Regions from separate parts of the Mus musculus genome. Here region 2 is linked to region 1. A link is a loop called in an ENCODE intact Hi-C map of the cell type or tissue named here. Cell type or tissue: left cerebral cortex. All regions are shown on one strand. Each heading gives the region's core, and the rest is flanking DNA. Links, peaks and the distances in the headings are about the cores only. Region 1 holds the start of Cpt2 (carnitine palmitoyltransferase 2). Region 2 overlaps Zyg11b (zyg-ll family member B, cell cycle regulator).

What was found. Peaks named below come from ENCODE experiments on the same cell type or tissue, not always from the same donor. Only the 100,000 strongest peaks of a DNase experiment are listed, where the experiment ranks them.
Region 2: a loop joins it to region 1, with 2.1 times the contacts of the local background. A loop is called at or near these places in 2 of 42 quality-filtered maps.

Annotation. Positions count from the first base shown.
Region 1 is chr4:107,917,460-107,928,425 of GRCm38, forward strand. Cpt2 (carnitine palmitoyltransferase 2) reads right to left here and starts at 6,130. Exons shown (of 5, transcript NM_009949.2): 1 at 5,856-6,130. The coding sequence starts at 6,007. In left cerebral cortex, for the core only: a CTCF peak has its summit at 6,281 (motif pointing right); DNase peaks (open chromatin) are centred at 6,156 and 9,220; H3K4me3 peaks cover 1,084 bases; H3K27ac peaks cover 528 bases.
Region 2 is chr4:108,229,452-108,240,417 of GRCm38, forward strand. Zyg11b (zyg-ll family member B, cell cycle regulator) reads right to left here. Exons shown (of 14, transcript NM_001033634.3): 13 at 7,891-7,988; 14 at 1-6,743. The coding sequence ends at 6,553. Among named protein-coding and RNA genes, the nearest start is that of Zyg11a, 17 kb to the left of the region's middle. In left cerebral cortex, for the core only: no CTCF peak of the experiment used is centred there; no DNase peak of the experiment used is centred there.

The DNA.
Region 1 (10,966 bases), core at 1,512-9,511:
CCACAAAAGGCCAAACTTGCTTGGTTGTTGTTTTGGGGACAATATCATGCTATAAAGCCCAGGCTGGACTGGAACTCATGGCAATCCTCCTGCCTCAGCCTTCTAAGTGCTGAGATTATAGAGGTGAGCCAATATGCCAGTTCAAATTTGCTATTATAACACACTTACTCTTTTAATAATACCCCACTCCCAAGAAGAACCCATCTCCAGGTTTTTTTTTTTCTTTTTCCTTTTTTTTTTTTTTTTTTAAAATTAGGTATTTTCTTCACCATCTCCAGGTCTTTCTCTACCAAATTCAGTGGCAGGAGCCAGGAAGAGGGCCCAGTGAGTAAAGGCACTTGCCTCCAAGCCTAATGACCTGAGTTTGATCTCTGGGGACCACAAGATGAGAAAGAAGCTGCAATTTGTCCTCTGGCCTCCTCTACCATACAGCACATGCATGCACTTGTGTACATACACATGTGCACACACAGACAGACACATATAAGTGGGTTTTTTTTTCCAATTTTGTGACAATTCTTACTTATTTTTCTCCTCATCAAACTGAGAGCTCATTAATGGATAATTGAAATTGTTATCATATAGAAGATACAGCTAGAAACTCTCCAATTATCCTGTGGGTTTTGACATCATCATGTGTTCCTTCCCTCCCTCCTCATCCTAAACATTCATGTATTTTCAGGACTGTATGTATAACTGCAACAGTTTATTGCTCTAATTTGGCCATTGCGACCTTTATGGTTCCTCCAAGCACAGATGGAGTGAAATCAGAATCGTTAGGTTATTGCCAACTGCAAGTTTATTCTCTTTATAGATGACATGCTGGAAAATGTCTGACAGTTGCCATCCAATAATCCTGAATTCACCTTCCAGAAGGAAGATCAGGGGCTACAAAGGGGAGGCAGACAGAGTGGGATGTGTCTAACAAGGGCAGGCTTTGAGGGGAAGGATGATAAACTGGATTTGACAGTAGTGATGGCTGCAGTGCTGTGCATGTGCTAAAAATGATACACTGGAAAACAGTGAACTCTGGGCAGCAAAAAGGCTGGATCAGTAAAGTGCTTAAGCAGGAGGGCCTGAGATTGAGGCCCTAGAACCCACTTTTTAAAAAGCAAGTATGGCAGCATATGGGTGCAATGCTAGCATGAGATGTAGCTGGAGACAGGGGGATGTTTGGGGCTATCAGACTAGTCCACCCAGACTGTCTTGTTGTAAGGACAGTTTTTGTTTTGTTTTGAATGGTTTTTCGACACAGGGTTTCTCTGTGTAACCCTGGCTGTCCTGGAACTCACTCTGTAGACCAGGCTGGCCTCAAACTCAGAAATCTGCCTGCCTCTGCCTCCCAAATGCTGGGATTAAAGGTGTGCCCCACCACTGCCTGGCCTGTAAGGACTGTTTTTAACTGTTAACTTGACACAGGCTAGAATCACCTGGGAGTAATTTCAATGGATTCGCCACCTGAGGATTTACATTTAATATGACTTACAAGATTAGGATTCTAGTTCTTGCGCCCAGCAATTGAGTTGCCACTGACTCTGAACTAAGTTTGTGTGGTGTTTTCCTTCACGAGGAGGATCAACTGGGTTTCAGGAGAAAGATACAGCAGCAAAGTGTGGGTTTGCAAGAAGTGCACCCCAAAAGGCTGTGGAAATTCTGAAGTACGGGGTTGGCATGGTATCAACCTGCCAGTGGGAACTTAGTGAGCTGGGTGGAGAGATTTCGGAGCTGACTCAGAGAGTCTCCACGAGATTAGAACAGGTCGGCCAGCCTGTGGGAGCCTACCGGTGATAGCATGGATTTGCCCTTTTATTATTTCATGCTACAGAGCTGTCTAAGTTGGGGCAGTCTGCAGCCATGCCTATGAGGAATTTTCATAGGCTAATGAGGTGGGAAGACCCACCCTGAATGTTGGCTTCCAGCCTCCTGGCCAGATCTTTGTCAACCCAGTGAAAAACCAGTAAGCCAGGACTAAGAATTTCTAGGAAATAGCAAACAATGTTCATTGTCTTTGGTCACCAAGAGATGGGTGTAAGCCATGCTTTATGTGCTGGCTGCCTCTCTGCAACCATGAAGAGAAAGCCGGCTTGAGAATGAAATCACATAAGTGAAGCGCTCAACAGGAAGGCAAGACAGCACCGGCGTGGGTTCAGGAAACCTGTGTGAGCTCATAGATGCCGTTACTTGAGCCAGTTTAACTGGACTTTCTGCAACAGGTACAAAGACTCTTATAATAACAATCTTCTTTTAATAGTGTTCCCCAACCATCCTCTCAGTAACAAGATCAAGACAGGAGAGCTCTGGTGATTCATCAGGCCTCAAAAGAGGTAGAGCCAGGGTCTGGAGAGAGAGATGCTCACAGCAACTTTGTCTTAACCTCTCGTGTTTTCCTGTCCCACCCCATCCCTACCTAACAGACATTTGCCCTAATAAAAATGAAGGGGGCCGGGCGTGGTGGCACATGCCTTTCATCCCAGCACTTGGGAGGCAGAGGCAGGTAGATCTCTGAGTTCAAGGCTAGCCTGGTCTACAAAGTGAGTTCCAGGACAGCCAGGGCTACACAGAGAAACCCTGTCTTGAAAAAACAAACAAACAAACAAACAAACAAACAAACAAAAAAGATGAAGGGGAAATGTTGGGCAGATTCATCTCCTGTGTAAGCTACTGAGTCACCTGCTCCCATACCCGGTCTGCACCCCCAAAGCAGGGACTCTGGCATTCTTCCTGCAAGAACACAGATAAAATGCCTTCTCTGTCTATAGGATCTAATTATAATTGGGGTAGTGTTCACAAGAGTCATTTAGGAATAAAGTTATTCTGGAAAACAAGAAGTCTGGCCTAGAAGACATGCCTTTGGAGCTCAGAAATTAGTTTCTACCCTAGTGCCAGCCCCCTCCTCTGAAAACAAACAAACAAACAACAAACCAATCCACACTACTACTCTATGTTCTCCATGGAACAGAGGGACTTTCCTGGTCCCTCATCCTGAAGTGAGAGTTAGATACTTTGTGTGTCAGCAATTCTGGGCTCGTAAAATATATTCTCTCTGACACTCATCGATGTCACACTTGGCAAGGAGCCCTGACCTTGAGGTCAGATGAACTTGGTTTCTGATTTATTTATTCCTAATAACTACCACTCTTGTCTCCCACATGGGTTCCCTACAGAAGGTGCCCATTGGTTTGAACACCAGCTATCACTGTAGGTGGTTAAATGAGAAGCAGCAGATAACTGGCATTTATTATCATGGTTCCACTGTAGATCTAATACAACTCCCCAGAAGGTCTCTCCCCACTAACCATTCCAGCCACAAACCAGCAAGGCCTAAATGGTGTAGCTCTGTGCTAATGTCTACCTCTCGACCTCTCTATGTACAACACTGTTTCAGCACCTTCTCCTGATGTGCAGCTCTGTTCTTCCTCCCACTTGGTAAACGTCAAATTCTAGATCAGTGTCACCTCCTCTATGGGGCTTCCCTCACCCACCGTAACATTAAGTCACTGACAGAGCACATCAGTTGCCATCTTGTTCCAGTTACCATGCTTATGAATGCCTACTGAGTATTCTGTGCCAAACCTGCACAAGGGCTTTGTATGGCGTGTTTAATTCTAATTCCTCCCTGGAACTGGAGTTACAGGCAATTGGGAGCCACTGGATGTGGTACTAGGAGCAGAACTCAAGTCCTCTGCAAGAGCAGCGATCACTCTTAACCACTGAGCCATTTCTCTATACCCCTGATATGCATCTCTCAGTATCTACAAGAACAAAACCCACAGCACCTGAAAAAGTTTAAGCAGATGATAATTCCAGGGCTCCTTCTAGACAGAGTCCAAGGCCACTGAGGCTAAAATGAAGCAGTGATAAGGAGGAACAGAGGGTGTGGCAATGGTTTCCTTATCCCAAGGGCCTCCTAATAGTCAGTCCAAAGAGCTGTGTTGCCATTCACCTCATTGAGGACTGTGGCTCTTTAACTGCAAAACTGCAGCCCTAATGGCAAATACACATCAGAAACGAAGTTCTGCCTGACCTCAAGGTTAGGGCTCCTTGCCAAGTGTGACATCGAGAGAGAGTATATTTTACTAGCTCGGAATTGCTGACACAGAAAGTCTCTCATCTAACTCCCACTTCACGATGAAGCACCAGGAACGTCGGCTGCTCCATGAGAGCATACAGTAGTAGGGTGGATTGGTTTGTTTTTTGTTTGTTGGTTTTGTTTTTGGAGGAAAGGGGCTCGTTGGCTTTTTTCCCAAGACAGGTTCTAAAATGTAGCTCTGGCTATCCTGGAACTCACAATATAGATGAGGCAGGCCTTGAACTCACAGCCAGCCTCCACCTTCTGAATGCTAAGATTAAAGGTATGCACTACTACCCTTGACTAGTGATAGTATTTATAATTCCAGGAACCTGCCACTACACCTGACAAGCAATATTATTTATACTTCCAGGATCTTACAGACGTTTGTGCTGTGGACAAGACTAAACTATGTTGAATATTCTTACAGTTTTCCAATTCTAAACTACCGACAGTCCACCTGATCTTAAACCTGGGTAAGGCACAGGCCTGCCTGAAAGTCAGTGCCCATCTGACTCAGCAAATGAAAACTCTCTTTCCCAAGCCCTCACCTTTCCCCTACATATTAATGCAGCTCACACAGGCTGTCTGGAGAAGCCAGGTCACACCCTCATCCTGCAATAGCAAAGTCCCTTTCTCTTTCCCCCTCCGTCCTGCTGAATTCAGATAACCTCACTGTAGCTGGTCTCACACATAAGCACACTGGGTTCTTGCTGAGAAGGCACGGTGGGCAGATGACACTGGGTTAAATAACTGCTGGACACGGAGGAAAACAAACCCCACAGCAGGGAACAATACCATGGTACAATGTGTGTCTTTTCCCGGATGGAGCAGGAAGGATCACTGGCAGCTGGGCCAGGACAGTGAGGGGGATTTGAAACAGGTTTGGAGCTTGGTTTGGGAAATAAACAATGAATGCAAAGACAATTTAGGTTTGGCTTAGAGTGAAGGTAATTTCTATTCTGGCAACCTAGAACAAAGCTGAGAGATCAACGAGAAAACTAGACTCCAGATTTAAGGAAGTACTGGGTATTGGGGACAGGGGGTGACGGACATGGAGGAACACTTATTAGGGCTGTTTGAATAGGTCAGGTAGTGTGGGTGAGGTGTTGGGGACCACCCGAAAGAGTGCTGAGGAAGGTTTGGTGGGTATGAAAAAGTTCTAGGTTAAGGCTGACCTTAGAAGATGGAGCAGAAGATGGAGAATGCTAAAATGAGGATAAAGATGTGCTTGCAGCAACGATGGGACACTACCAGAACAGGTACTGGAAGAGGAGTGGGCTGGGTGTTCTCAGCAACAGGTAAAGGTGAATAGGGGACACTGACCCGAGGGAGACCCATGTTAGGAACTGGCTATCCTCCCTCAATGGGGGTGCCCTATATCTTTAATCTCAGCACTCTACAGGCAGAAGCAAGAGGATCTCTAATAGGCCATCCTGGTCTACAGAGCTAGTTCTAGGGCACACAAACCCTCAAAACAAAACAAGGAATTGACCACCCTAGTAGAAAGGATTCGGGTGATTTTCAGGCATTAAGTGTGTAGGGCTCAGGATAGCTGTCTGAAAGATTAATGGAGCGGGCAGGAGTTTGTAGGATTCAAGATGAACTTGTAGACGGGAGGGTTGCGGAGGAGACTTTAAAGTTTCTGAATCTTCTGAGCCAGGGAATTTTCAAAGTCTCAGGCTTTCCAAGCTGGGGAATGTGACTGCCTCCAGGGCCGGAGGTTCAGGGCAAGTCCTAAGCACCAGGAGTCGGGTCTGGGCCGGGGCCAGGAGGCTGGGCTCACCTGGGCAGGCTGTCCTGGTAGTGCATGGTGGGTACGATGCTGTGCTGCAGATACTCGGCGGGCCCCGAGACAGCACTTAAGGGCCGACTAGGGGCTCCCAGGACAAGCGAGGGGCACCGGGGCCAGTCACGCAACAGCAGGCGCGGCATCATCGTCCCGGGCGGCAATGGCGGCTTGAGGACGCGGTGGCTGAGGGAGTTCCCGAGCAAGCAGGCCGCTGCCCTCAGGCCCGGGACACCCGTAGAGACTTAACGTCCAGTTCAACTCCGCCCACAGGGGCACTTCCGGGCACCGATAGGCGGTGGCCCCGCCCACACTTGGCCTCTCCCAGAGCCCGCCCACATCGTGGCCACGCCCAAGAGGCGGCCACGCCCACCTGGGCCGGAAGCGGTCTCTAAACTATAGTAAGCCCAGCTTCTTGCCCGAAGGTGGCAGGCATGTAACTCTGAAGCTAACCTCTTTTCCTTTCACAGAACTGGATAGAAATCAAAAGTAGAGAAAAAAGAAACGCTGAAACTTGGCATTTGGCAGACCTATCCTTGTCAAGGCTTGGTCTCTAGAGACCAAGAACATTTCAAACCTTTGTCTTCTAAGTAGAGAACAAGATCAACAAACGCCTCCACAGTTCTAGATTTACTGAACAATAGTCATACTTATTTCACCAATATAATTTGTTAGGCAGAATACTTTACTCATACTAGGTCCGTGTAGCATTCCCCAAGCCTGAAGTCTTTGAAGTGTGTGGCTTCGCGGGGCGGGGGGGGGTGGGGGTGGGGTGGGGTGGGGGGGGGATAGGGAACTTTCGGGATAGCATTTGAAATGTAAAGAAAATATCTAATAAAAATATTATTAAAAATGTATAACTGGAAATTGGGGGTGCATGCCTGTAATCTGAAGGAGAGGCAGAGGCAGAGTGTCAAGAATTCTAGCCTATATTCAGCTACATAGCGAGTTGGAAGCCATCCTGGGCTACACGGGACTGTGTCTTAATCAAAACAAGAGGAAGGAAGGAAAAAGAATGTACAGGAACCAGAAATGAGCATCCTTTTTCAGATTGAATATTTCAAAGGAAAAAAACAAAACAGGTTCCCTACCAAGAGGAAACCCTTGTCCTCTAGTTCTGGGTGTCTTTTAGCCTCAGTCCACCGTAGGAGGCTACCTGTCAGCACACATGGGTCCTGAAGTCCCAAACTTTTCAGGAATTCAAAGATTCTTGAACGTGAACATCCCCATCCATCGCTAAACCACCACAGGCAAGCAACATATACCATACCCCTCTGGTCTCTGCCTCATCTGTAGCTAAAGAAGTAATAGGTTCTGCTACCACTTATTTTACATAGTGAATTATTCTCACTTGAAGCACAACAGAATTCCATTCTGGAAACACAACCTTCCTTTAGCTCCAGCTGTCTGTCAGGACCCTGTAGATCTGAAGCAGCCAAGTACATTTTGTCTGTTCCATAAGTAGGTAGGCAGAGCCATGAGCTGGAACACATCCCAAAGGGCACTGGATTTGGAGTTCAGGGGACCTGAGTTTGTTTCTCGGGCTCTGTCCTTATTTAGATGACCAGCAGTTAAACAGGAAACTCACTTACCAGCTCCATACTGAAGAACTTTTCTTCATTGACTGAAGAGCTAAGCACAGAATTCAAAGCTAGTGGGAACCAGGGATGTAACTCAGTGGGCAGGGTGTTTGCCTAGCATGCATGAAACCCTAGGTTTGATCCCTAGTATCACATAAACCAACCAAATATGGTGGTGCATGCCTGTAATCCCAGCACTGGGAAGGTGGAGGCCTGAGAATTGATTCGATGTTGACGGGTGGGATGGCTCAGGGAGTAAGGTCCTTGGCACTGATGATGATCTGAGTTAAGTCCCTGAGACACAATGGTGGAAAAGGAGAACAGACTTGTGAAGGATGTCCTCTGACCTCCACACACAACATAATAAAATGGCAATTTTAAAACAAAATTTTAAAAATACCAAACTTCTAATTTTCCTCCCTTGAGAACAGACCTATCTGGCCCAAATTCAAAGTATCAGAATCTCTTGTCTGTACTGTAGAGTGTCATAGGAAGAATATAAAATCCTTTCTGAAAAAGTTCATTTGTCAGGCCAGGAATGCTGGCCTTTAATCCCAGCCCTTGGGAAGCAGAGGGAAACGATTCTGTGTGAGTTCGAGGCCAGCCTGGTCTACAGAGTGAGTTCCAGGATATCCAGGGCTACACAGAGAAACTGTCTCAAAAACAAAAGATCAGTTGTCTCCAAATCCTAGTAGTTTTCAAAACCTTGAAACCTGTGGGGATACTGTCGTCCCTTGAGTGGCGCACCACAAAAGTGACTGAGCCACAAAAGCCATCAAAGTGAACGTTCTTAGAAACAAGAGACTTTAACTAGAGAGGAGGAGAAAGAGTTCACACTTCAACGAAAAGATCCAGCTGGTAAAGGGAGACCGAACCCAGCATAAGTAAACAGCCAAGTAGTCAAAGAAATGAGAAAGTGGTACCTAGAATCGGCTGGGCTTGAGTCCTGAGTTGCCAAGTTCCACCAGGCTTTACCTAGAACAAACACTGCATGACAGTATGGTTGTTAAAGGAGAACCCTAAGTGCAGGGGGAACTTAACCAAGCAGGCCCACTGTCTACTGGACTCTCCCCATGTTTCCACACTCACCCATGATGACTGTACGCCTAGATGGGATTCCACTGTTGCAGATGTCCCTCAAACACTTTGGGACAGGGACGTACTAGAGGACATGGGTGTCATCCTTACAATGGGCGATCAGGCCTTCTTTGATGACATTGTGGAACATGAACAACTGGGCCTAACTGGCCTCCTAAAGGGGATCACCACCAATCCTAAGGGACACTGCCCACCCAGAGCCTCCTTCCATCATGGTATCTGACCCCATACTGCTGGCCTGGCTGTCAGATGTCAATATCTGGGTAGATCAATGGCCAATCATTGAACCAAAATTTTTCTCTCTCAAAGAACTGATTGAGGGAAAACTTAAACTTGGTCTCATAGAACCCTTGACCAGTAGACCCTCATCTTTGTCATAAAAAAAAAAGAAGTCAAGAAAATATAGACTCTTACAAGATCTGAGAGCTATCAATGAACAAATGGAAGAAATGAGGATGGTTCAGGTGGGAATGCCTCATCCTGGTGCCCTCCCACCCTTCTGTCACAGGCTAGTGATGGAGATCAAGGGCTGTCTTTTCCAAATCCCCTGGCACCTAGGACAGATGTGGCTTTGCCTTTACAGTGTGGGAACCTAATATGCAAAACCCAGCTAGGAGACACCAATGGACAGTTCTCCCACAGGGAATGAAAAATAGTCCCACCATCTGCCAGCCTTATGTGACTGAGGCACTACAGGCCTTGCAAACATCTTGCAAGATCTTGTGCCACCTGCACCCCAAAAGTTATTTTGATCGTCCACTATATGGACAATATTATGCTGGCACATCCTGATTCATCTCTTTCACAAGGAACTACCTCACAGCTCCTGAAAGACTGAGAAGAGCTTAATCTGTGGGTTGTGCCCCCTCCCCCCAAAAACTCAGTGCCCCCATATGCCTTTCTGGGATTCTCCATTTCTAAGCAGATTAGACCCCTGACTTCTCTATTTCTCAGACCTACTCCCTCGTGGGGCTTCAACAGCTGTATGGGACTATGAATTGGGTAAAGCCATTTCTCCTGACCCCCAATCAAGAGATGAGAAGTCTCTTCTCACTATTGGAAGGTCCTGAAAGCCCCTCAGCTAAGATCATCCCTACCCAGGATGCTAAGAGACTCCTGCAGAAGGTAATAACCTGCTTGTCTTGCCTTAAGAGACATAACCCTTTGAGGCCTTTGCTGGCAATAACTATGTGGACCATGGAGGGTCTCCTAGGGGCCCTGTGGCAAAATAGCCTCCTCATGTAGTTGCACCAAGATCACTCAGAAATACATAAGATCACCTCCAAATATGAAATCGCCTTTACTTGCTCTTAAGGTGAGGGGCTTGGTGAGAATTTATAATAAGGAACCTGATAAGACAATACAGTCCCTTTTCTCTTAAGCACTCAGTCTTTTTTTTTTAAGATTTATTTTATTTATTATATGTGAGTACACTGTAGCTGTCTTCAGACACCAGAAGAGAGTATCAGGTCTTGTTCTAGACGGTTGTGAGCTACCATGTGGTTGCTGGGAATTGAACTCAGGACCTCCGGAAGAGCCGTCAGTGCTCATAACCGCTGAGCCATCGCTCCAGCCACACTCTCAGTCTTTATGAGCAGATTCCCTTAGTTGTCACGAAATGATGGCAGGCTTCCAGGACACTCTCGATAACCACCCACCCCAGATAACCATCTGATGGCCCTTCCCCATTTACCTATTGAAATTAAGCCCTACAGCCTATCCAGTTCTAGCCTGATCCCTAAGGCACTGTGGCCTTCTCAAATGCCAACAAACAAAGACACGGATTTTACTACAGAGACCAGGCTTTAAGGCTATACTCACATCCTTCCAAACCCTGGATCAGTCCAATGAGGGGAGTTGTTAGGGCTCCTGAGGATCTCTGAACTCTGTCAGGCTGATCCTGTTAATATATTTTCTGACAGCCAATATGCAGTACAGGTTGTTCGAACGCTATCATTCTTCTACATAAAAGATCAGAATCACCCCATACATGTCCCTATGAATCCCTTAAGGAGCCCTTGAGCATAGGGCACCATGGTTCATTTCTCACATCAGATCCCACTCCAGGCTGCCAGGAATCTTGGCTAAGGGCAGGGATATGACTGACTTAATGATAATGACTGTTGACCAGGGGCTCTTGGAACAGGTGAGAGCACTGCATCAACAATTTCACCTTTCCCCACAAAACTTACACAAGCTCTTGCCAGATTATCCATGAAACAACAAAAACATCTTGCAAGATCTTGTGCCACCTGCACCCCATTTGCACCATTGGAGTCCCTCAATTGGGGAGATGTCAAGCCAAGAGAATTACTCTCCAATGCTATGTGGCAGATGGGTGACTTACTATACCTATTGGTAATCTTAGATATGTACATGTTATTGTAGATACTTGCTCTTTCTTTGTATATGCTGTGGCCTTGGTGGGAG
Region 2 (10,966 bases), core at 1,740-9,739, 310 kb after region 1:
CCATTGGGTGATGAATGTAGACTTTTTTTTTTTTTTTTGAGATGGAAAGAGGTACCACTACATCACACAGGCCGGCTTTGGATTTGAGCCTCTTGTTTCAGTACTGGAGTTACAGTGTGTACTGACTGGCAAGCCTGGTTCTAGCATAACAGGAATGATGCTCTAGTAGACAGACTTTTGTAGATTTCTGAAAGTACAATGGATTTACTAAGGAATATGGAGCTTGACTTAAAACTAAATTTCAAAGTATCTGACGTGAAAGTAGACCACACTTTACATAAAATTTGTAACATTTATTTAGGCAAAAAAAAATCTCAATCTGTACATACAACATTAATACTTAAGTGATGTTCCATCTGAATATACAGCATGATTTACGTGCAGAATACTCCTGTTTACCAGGCCATAACTGGAATACCTTCAGCCCAGACAATCCAGAATTGTATCTGAAATGCACACACATTCAACTTTCTGATGGGTTTTGCATTTCTTGGAAAGAGTTAAATCCCATGAGAATTCAAGCAAAAGACAGCTTCTCATAATCATAAGTCCAGTCTTTCACAGAGGAATCCTAAACAACGGAGATTTCGTCACTAATTTAGTTACTTTTTTTTGGATTTTTCAGACATGATCTTTTATGTAGCCCAAGATGGCCTGGACCTCATTCAGTAGCTCAAGCCGGCCTCCCAACTCACAATCCTTCTGCTCTCTGCCTCTGAATGGAGATGTTAAACGTTGATTAAGTTTGGTATATTTACTTATCTATTTAATATGGAGCATGAGTGTACATGATGCACACATGGAGATAGAGGACAACTTGTGAGACTCAGTTCTCTCCTTCCACCATAGGGAATTGAACTCGGGCTTGGCAGCAAGCACCTTTACCTACTGAGCCATCTCACTGGCCCACAAGTCAGTGACTAAAAAAACGTGTCTACATATTATCTGAGAATTCAAATCTTCATGTAACATTGATTTTTTTTTTTTTTGAGGAAAAAAATGCTATAAAAGACTTCCCTTTATGAAAGTGTCTTAACTTTTCATTAATTAAAGAATATCTTGCTCTAAAGTTGATTAAAATAAGGCTAAAAGAGCCTGGTGTATTAGCATGTGCCTTTAATCCCAGCATTCGGGAGGCAGAGGCAGGGCTGGTCTACATAGCAAGTGCTAAGACAGCAAGAGCGACACACATTTGACTCATACACTTGAGTCTTACTCTGACTCAATAATGAACGAACAAAAAAAACTTAACTCAATTTTTTTCCATAAAGTAAATTCAAAGTCAAGTGTTTACCATTAATGAAGTAGATTTCTGATTTGCCACAAAATAATTTTGACAAATTTTAAAAAGCTATATATATTTCCCCCTAACCACCAAGACAGGGCTTCTCTGTGCAGCCCAGGCTGTCCTAGAACTCACTCTGTAGACCAGGCTGGCCTTTAACTCGAGAGGTCTGCCTGCTTCTGCTTCTGCCTCTGCCTCCTGAGTGCTGAAATTCAACCTTGCACCAGCACACTCAGCTACAATTATATTCTTGAGGCTGGATCATATTATGTTGCCCAGTCTCATTTTAAACTTGTGACTTACTTAAGTCCTCAAATGAGCCTCCTGCTTCAGTCGCCCCTGTATCTGGGAATGTAGGGGTGTAGCCCAAGATGGTGTAGAAGTCAGGGCCTCCCTGGCCCACTACTGGCACATTAGGGTCACAAGCATAAGCTACTAAACTGCTGGCATATTTTTACTTGTCACTGATCTGTCAGCTAGGCTGTGTCCTAAAGAGGCACCCTGTCAGCACAGTAGTAAGAAACTGCATTCAGTTTTGCATAATTAATTTTTTTAAAAAGTAGATCAGTGGAAAGGCGGGAGAAAGTTCTTTTTCTTAGGCTATTAGTCATCAGTGTCTTGGGTTAAGTCTTGGAAACAAACAACTGCATTTGCCATAGTGTGCCACATCATGCAAAGTCCATGAGATCCTAGGGAACACACGCCGTGATGAGCCTAAAAACCAATGCAAACTTCTCTACCATACTCTTATTCCTATCACTGGTGGGGTTTGCATCATTACTAAAATGAAAACTTTTGAGTAAACACTGAAAATTAAAACTGTGTCAACACATAGCAAATGACAAGGACTAAACATCCAATATCCATGAGATAAACGAGGTCATCTGAAGTCACTACACAGGGTTTATGAAGGAAAACAGTTTGCAAACCTCTTGGGAAGCAGTCTCAGAGCAGATCTGACCCAAACACTCTCTCAACATAAGTATGTAGGTAGAACTGGAGGAGCCCACATCAGCTAAGAGAAGGCACTTAATCTATGCCTTTAGCTTATTAACACTGTTTAAAACCCAATTAAAGTCCCACAGTAACCAACTGATAAAAATGTGCCATTGGAGAGGAGACAGATTGCAGGTTACCATTACAAAATGGCTCATTTCTGTCCCCTCTTCTCCTATTTTCAACTTTGAATATGGTTATATATTGTTCTGAGCTTGGGGGAGGAGGAGGATGCATTTTGAAACATGGAGCAAACCTGGCTTAGTGCATTCCCATAATCTCAGCACTCAGAGGTCTAAGGCCAGCATGGAATATATATCAAGATCCTATCTCAAAAAAGGCAAAAAGTATCTGGGGATAGTGGCCATGACTGTGATCCCAGCATGGCCTGGGGAGGCAGGCAGAGTAGCAAGTCATCCTCAGATACACAGTGAGCTTGAGACCAGCTTGGGCTACAAAAGAGCCTGTCTCACAGAACAAAGTCAAACAACCAAAAACTGAGCCAAATTTACTGTTCCTTAATTTATCCCAATTTGGCACATTAAATGTTTTCATCAGCACGTACCAAGGGGGGAACCTATGGTCAAAGAGCATCAAAGACAAACCAGTATTATCCTAACACACCTGTAATTTCAAACCACCACAACGAAGGGACTAAAAAGCTAAGCAAGGGGTGTGCTGAGGGACGTAGGCAGGATGGTTGAGAGTTTTAAGCTAGCTCTGATTCCATGAGACAAAGGAAAAAAGTCAAAAATTGACCAGAGACCAGCCTAAAAGGACTCATTAGTAAGAGAACTTTATTAAATGGATTTTTATGATTGGTGTTGTTTTGTTTTGGAGACAAGGTCTCTCTATATAGCCCTGGCTTCCTAGAGCTATGTAGACCAGACCTTGAACTCACAGAGATATATAGCTGCCTCTGCCTCCCAAGTGCTGGAATTAAAGGTGTGTGCCACCACCGCCCAGCCCCTATTCTTGATTTATGGTTTTATTGATAACTTAAAAAAGAAAACATTAAATATCATCTTTTCCTTTTCTGATAGTAGGAGTTGAAATCGGTGTGCTTCCCTCCAGTACTGAGCTGAGTTGCACTCTCAACCCAGAAGGAAAACAAACTTCAGAGTACAGAGACCATGGCAAAAACATATTCAGTACACAAAACCCAGATGCTTTGATATCTATATTTTGCTTTATTCGACTCCAGTCTTACAAAGTCTCATAATTCTGTTTCCTCTCTGGCAGGAACTGAACCTGGGTCCTTGTGCATGTGTTTCTTCCAGCAGATCCAAGTCTTGCTACTCCTGACCCTATGGCTGGTGTCTGAGCATACTGATGAGTTAGTTCAACAAGGCCATTCAGGTCAGTCTAAACTATGCCTGAAAGCACACCACTAGGCCAGTGGCTTTGGAAGTACCAACCAATTACAAATGGGAGGCCTGTAGAAGCTGGCTGGACATTCGTAATTTATAAATACACATATGTATTTACTACATTTTAGCTTTAATCCCAGCACTCTGGAAGCTCTGAGTTTGAGGCCAGCCTAGTTTACAGAGGGAGTTCTAGGACAGCCAGGACTACACAGAAAAACCCTGTCTGGAAAAACAAAAACAAACAAAACAAAGCAAGAGCTATCCCTTAGCCAGACATGGTAGCACATGTGTGGAATCCTACCACTCACTCAGGAATGTCAACTGAATGAGATCAATATAGACTACAGCCTTGGGTCTACACATGGTGAGACTCAAAAACAAAAATAAAACACGGGCACTAATAGCTTGATTTACTTGGGATACAATCTGTCACTTTGAGTTTGTGGGCTTTTGTTTTTAAGTTTTGTTTGTTTGTTTGTTTTGGGGCAATCTAGCCCTGACTGGCCTGGAGAATATAAATTGAATTGGTTTTGAGCCTTCATGTATCAGGTTATTCTCAATCACTCTGTAGACCTTTTGACCATTTCTGTCTGGTTCTGCTTCTCCAGATAGGATATCAGGTAACCAAACGTTGGTTCTGAATTTGCTACGCAGCTGCTAATACTGGGATTACAGGTGAACTCTACCACACCTGACTTATTTTTCTGAAACTTTGTAAAAGGTTAGCAATAGCCTATAGCACATGTACTTTGGTCATGACACTTGGAGCCAAAGTTCTCAACTATTTCACAAGTGTACTTTGTAAGCTTGGCAAATCAACACCACAAGCTTGCTAGTTATTGTAGACTACATCATATTATCAGAACTTTGTCTTAGACGTTAAAATTGAGGGGGAAATGTCAACAAAAAGCAAAAACTACTCCTTTGAAAGAATTTTCTTTTTTCCAAATGTGTTTAACTATGAAAAAGACATCTTTTGAGATGGAGGCTGCTGAGACAAGCATCACTAGGTAGCCCAGGCTAGTCTCAGAATGGCAATCTTGTCTCCAGTGGTGAATCTGAGCAACCATCTTGGGTAAAAATGTATCGTATAGCTCTTAAAATTCCTTGAACCAATGAAGTAAGAAATAAACCATAGTTTTATATGGCTTTTTGATAATTCTATGTGTCTGTTTTCTTTCAGTTTGATTCAGTATTTGTCCTTATAAAGGAAGCCTGAAACATTCAAGTCCAAGGAGTGTGACAGTAGTATGAAACATGAGTCAGACATGGTAAAAGCATACTAGCAATAAGCTTGCTGGTCACTCTTTATAGTCCAGGCTGGTTCAGAACTCATATTCCTCTCACCTTTGTCTTCTATGCACTAGGGTACAGGTGCACACTCAGATGCACAGCTTAATCTAGCTCCTTTCTAAACTGAAACATTCCTGACTTACTTTAAAACTACGGAAAACATTTGAGACATGTATGAATGTGGTCAGAAGAGATTTCAGATTAAACCTATTTACAAAACAAGATGTGAGCATCCTGGTTTGTTTTGAGATGGGCTCTTGCTGTCTAGTCCATGCTGGCCCTGAAAGCCACCTGTTCCTTAGTGTTTTGAATTAAGGGCAAGTGCCACCAAGACCCCCTTAAAATATTTGTTTTGTTTCGTGAGAAAGGGTCTTTCCCATGTAGCCCAGGCTGGCTTGCAACTCTGTGGTCTCCAACTGTAGTTCCTTCTGTCTCATCCTTGCTATTACTGGATTATAAATCTGAATTATTCCCAACTTAAAATTATAGTGGAATTTAAGTTTGTTGCTAACTTGCTGCCTCCCGGGTTCATAGGATGATAACTGATTCTTCATATATCAATTATCTTATAGGAAAGGCAACTGCCTAAAAACTAACCGATCAAAACCATTTCCTTTTATTCAGCCGACTCCACAGGTAGCCATCCAGCCGCAGCCGCAGCAGTAGCCCACTCTTCTCTTGAGCTTTTTCTAACATGAACACATAATGAGGATCCACTACATGTCACTCTAACCCAGGCTGGCCTCAAACTCACAGCACTACTCCTGCTCAGTTTCCTGAGTGTTGAGATTGCAGGCATGAGCCATTTATGCCTGACAGATACACATATTTGAACAGAAGAAACATTCAACTTTTTGTTGTGTGTGGTGCTGGGTATTCAATTCCTACATTCCAAGAACATACTCTACCACTGAGCCACACCCCAACTCAAGTTTAAATTTTTGCAACAAATTTTCTGTCAATTGTATTTTAACTAAGCAACTTAACTCTATTCCACTGAGTAAGTAGCAGAGGGACACCAGGAGAGCCTTTTCCATTTTCAGAGCTCTACCACAAAAGCAATTTCTAATTCCCTTCAACTCGGTCCTTTCACGGTCTTTCTTTTATGTTCCTTTGATTGCTACTCAGGCTCCTGACAGCAAGAAGCTTCTAGAAACACAACAGCTTTCATCACACAAAGAAGGGCATCATGGGAAGGCAACAGAGAATGGGTGCATTTTTACAGAGCAATATAAAATTACATCGAGGTGGAGCTGAAGTCAAGTCAGCAGCCTTGCTCACCTGCAAGGAAGCCTGCGGAAGAGTGCGTGCAGCTTACCGTGAAACTGTAGAATTTCAAGCACAAGTTAAGTTCAAACACTGAGAGAGAGATTCCCTAAGAGACAATATTGAAGGAAGACCTTTCTTGCCTCATAAGTTAAAAATCACAAAACAAATCAGACTGTTCACATGGGCAGTACTGTACATTACCAATTCCAAATGGATCACAGGACTCTTACCACAGACACCCCCCACCCCGCCCCAAACACCAGAGAGCACGCTAATCCAAAGGAACCAACCACAAAAATGCTTCCCGTTGTCTGTTCGTTACACAACTATCTATGGCTATCAATTCAGCCGGGCCTGGGGCTGCTTTTTACAGGGAGGGGGCCTTCCATGGCGCACAATGTGTTTCTCTAAACTGTCCAGAATGGCCACAGCAATCTGCTGGACATAGGGATCTGTCTGCTCGTGTTCTTTGATGTTATACAAATGCTGCAGTCCTCCTTCTTCAATCAGCATGCTGCAATACCTTGAAGCTAAAAGAAAAGAAAAATGTCTTAATGTTATTCCACAAACAAAACAAGTCTTCAGAGCTTAAAACAAAACTGCAAAAACACATCAAAGGCCATGCATGGTAGTGCATGAAGCAAATCCACACAGTAAGACCCTGCCTCCACAAAACAAAACAAACAACCCTTGAACCAGGTGTCTCTCATCATCTCCACTTTATTCCCTTGAATTCAGGAATCTTTTTAAAAAGGTGTTTTATATATGTATGTCTGTGTACCCCTTGCATACCAGAGCCCAGAAAAGGGTATCAAATCCCCTGGAACTGGATTTTTAGATGGTTAATCCTGAATTCGAATCCTAGAACCCACATATAAAAGCATGGCCATGTGTATCTGTAACCCAGCATTATGGGACAGAGAAACAAAGGTCTAGGAAGTCCTTGGACAGGAAACTTCTGGTTCAGTGGGAGTAAGGCATAAGGCAGTGGAGGAAGACTCCACTGGGCATCGACTGTGCCCACAAAGCCATACATACACCACATACACATATACACTAAAAAGTAAATGTACTTAAAAAAAATCATTGCAGACAGGGTCATGGCACATGCCTTTAATCCTAGCATTTGGGAGGCAAAGGCAAGTGGATCTCTGTCAGTTCAAGGCTAGCCTGATCTACACAGTGAGACTAATTTCAAACAAAACACCAAACTGTGCAATATATACTTAAAAATGACTTTCTGGATCCACATGCCTTTAATCTCAGCACTTAGGGTGGGGTTGGGGGCAGAGGTGGCAAATCTCTGAGTTCCAAGCCAACCTGGTCTACAGAGTGAGTTCCAGGCAGCCAGGGCTACACAGAAAAATCTTGTTTCAAAAAGCAAAAGAAACAAATAAAGGCTTTCTGGAGGCAGTAAAGAACATACCACATACCTGGCTCTAACTCCAGTTCCAGGAAATTTGATAGCATGTAAGTGGTGTACAGATACATACAGGCAAAACACCCATACTCATAAATTCTCTGTAGAGTTTATGGCCAGCCAGAGCTACATAGTGAGTTCTATACCAGCTTGCCAGAACTACATAAGAAAAACTCAACACTCTTTTACCTCCCCCCAAAATGACTTTCTGTAAAGGAGAACTGAAATGGAACCATAGTTCTACTTTTGGTACATACGATTCTTGCTGCAGACGTGCTGCATGGCCCAAACTGCCCACAGCTGGACTCCAGGAGTCGTAAAACAGCCAAGTAGTGGAAAGAATGGATTAAAGGACCTAGGGGTTCAAAAGAATCAAAGTCACATTTTATTTATACAAAGCATCATTTTCTAGGTAGTGATTCTTATAACTTTAAGAAAACACATGCCATTTCTAGACTGATATGAAGGAGCAACACACACCTTTACTTTGTCATGCCTATTTCAGAGACAATTACACTGAGATACACCTTGGTACACCAGAGGGATGTAAAAGACTGTATTAAGGGAAGGGAATGTGGATCTTTCAAAAGCTTTTTTTTTTTCTTTTTTGGTCTTCCCAACTTAAGACATCCGAAAAAAGTACATTTTAAAATCAGTCAGAAGCAGCCAGATGTGGTGGTGAGCATCTTTAACTGGGAGGCAGAGGCAGACGGATCTGAGAGGTTGAGGCCAGCCTGGTCTATGGGGTGAGTTCCAGGGTACCAGGGTGATGCAGAAAGCCCCTGTCTTAAAAATGGGGATGGGGAGGCAGAAGAAGTAAAGACTACAACATATTAATAAAGTGAACAACTCCCCAAGGAAATAGAACAATAAATAAATAAACAAATATGCACAAGGACCGCTGGGGCTGTAAGTTCCATAAAACACCACAGCCTGCACCACCTGAGACCCAGAGATCTCAAGAGGTCCCAGGGAAGCCAGCAAACCCCAAAGCAGTGCGTGATAAGAAACAATCAACAGGGATGACGGCTAGGAACACAAAGACTAAAAACCATGCACAGAATCAATCAAATAAGGACTTGCTCCCTAGCGGCTCTTCCAGAGGTCTTGGGTTCATTTCCCATCAACCACATGGGGGCTCACAACCATCTATAATGAGATCTGATACCCTCCAGTGGCATTCAGGTGTATATACAGACAGAACATTCATATAAATCAAAAAACAAAAACAAAAAAACGGTGCTGAGAAAACTGGATATCCACGTGAGAAAGAGTACATTCAGAGTCCTGAGACGCCTCAGTGTGGAAGTGGCTGCACCAAGCCTGGTAACGCGTTTGTCTCCAAACCCACATGGTTGTCTTCTGACATCTATACATGTGCTGTGACACACACACTAAATAAAATGTAAAAATAAAAACAAAACATTTCCCCATGACAGGGTCTCTCTAGCTCTGGCTGGCCTGAAACTTGCTGTGTAGACCAGGATGGTCTCCAACTTGGATTAAAGGCAAGCACCACTGTACCCTATCCTAAAGCTTCTGCAGAGCAAAGGAAACAATGAGCAGAGCCAAAGGGACAGCCTATAAAATGGGAGCCCATCTTGCTGACTATATATGCCACAGTTATAGAGTCTATGAAACCTCAAAAAAATAAAGACATAGGGAGGAGCAGGGATACTAATGACATGGGTCAACGAAGCAAACAGCTCTCTTCTCCATTCTTTTAGCTCCTTCCTTTCTCTTCAGGTCTCATATAGCCCAGGCTGGCCCCAAGTGTACCACATAGATGAGACTGACTTAAATCCTCCTGCCTCTATCTTCCTGGTCTGGGATCTTAGTATGCCACCATGCCTGATTTTACTTGTTGCTGGTGTTTTATGTTCACTAGAAAAGGACTTCACAAGTAGACCACATACCCAGATGAAGAACAAAGAACAAAGAATTCTCAAAGGAAGAAATATAAATGGATACTAAATATAAGAAAATATTCAACTTTCTTAGCCATGAGAGAAATGCAATTAAAACTGTATTGAAGTTGGGTGTAGTAGCTGAGTACTTGAGGGGCAGAGGATCTTACACAACACAAAGGCAGAAGGGACTATGTGGGGATGGAAAGAGGCCAGAGAAGGGGAGAAAAGGAAGGCATTGTGAGGAGGAATAAACATATAAAATGCATGGCTTCTCTAAAACATAAACAAGCTAACATACATTTAAACTGTTGTCCTTTCTGGTAAGAGAAGGCACGTACCACCAAGTCTAACACAACTGACCCCACGGGAGAAACAGAGTCAAGTGAAAGCTGGCTTCTGGCCTTCACACACACACACACACCGTGGTATGTGCAAGGATCCATCCCCTCCACACAACAGAAACAAAACACAATAAACATTCTACAAAAATTTCTTTGCTTTTCTTTCTTTAGCTAGTGCTAAATACCTTGAACTTTCTGTGATCCTCTTACCTCAGTCCAGGCTGGCCTTGAACTCAAAGACCTACCTGCCTCTGCCTCAAGAATACTGGGATTAAAGACATGCACCACTACCACCTAGCCGTTCCTTTTCTTCTTTCTCATTTGTGTGTGTGTGTGTGTGTGTGTGTGTGTGTGTGTGTGTGTGTGCGTGCGCGCGCATACATAGATAATTATCGTTGTTACTCTTACAGACCTAGTTTTGACTGGACTGAGAAGTAGAATCTTGGGTCTTTTGGTCCTGCTTCTTACTTTCTTTAAGGGCTTTCTGACAACATACTGGCAGACATCATCTTCTTTAGATGATATCTGAAAAAGTTTCTGCTAGTTCTTTTGGGCCCCAACTTCTCACAGTAGTATCTGTCCATCTAGAACTATCCATCCATCCTTCCTTACTTCCTTCCTTCCTTCCTCCCCCCCCCATTTTGGTTTTTCAAGACAGGGTTTCTTTGTGTAGCCCTGGTTGTCCTGGAACTCACTCTGTAGACCAGGCTGGCCTCGAACTCAGAAATCCACCTGCCTCTGCCTCCCAATTGCTGGGATTAAAAAAGCGTGTGCCACCACGCCCAGCTCTCTCTCTTTTTTTACATAACCAAGTTAAGAACAACCAGACTGGACTCACAATGCATCTTAAAACATAAAGAAGAAACACTTGGGCTTCGTCTTTCCAGCTGTCTTTGGTCTGTAACAAGAATGTTTCTCACTCAGTACCAATATCCTCTGCTATAGGACAAGACAGCTTGCCTCATGGGAGAACTCTGCAGTACCCACCACTGATCTGGACCACACAGAACACCAGAGCTACTTCTGTGCCCATGGGTTTCTTGCCCAGCTCTCAGCTTGCACTCATTATCCCACTTTATTGA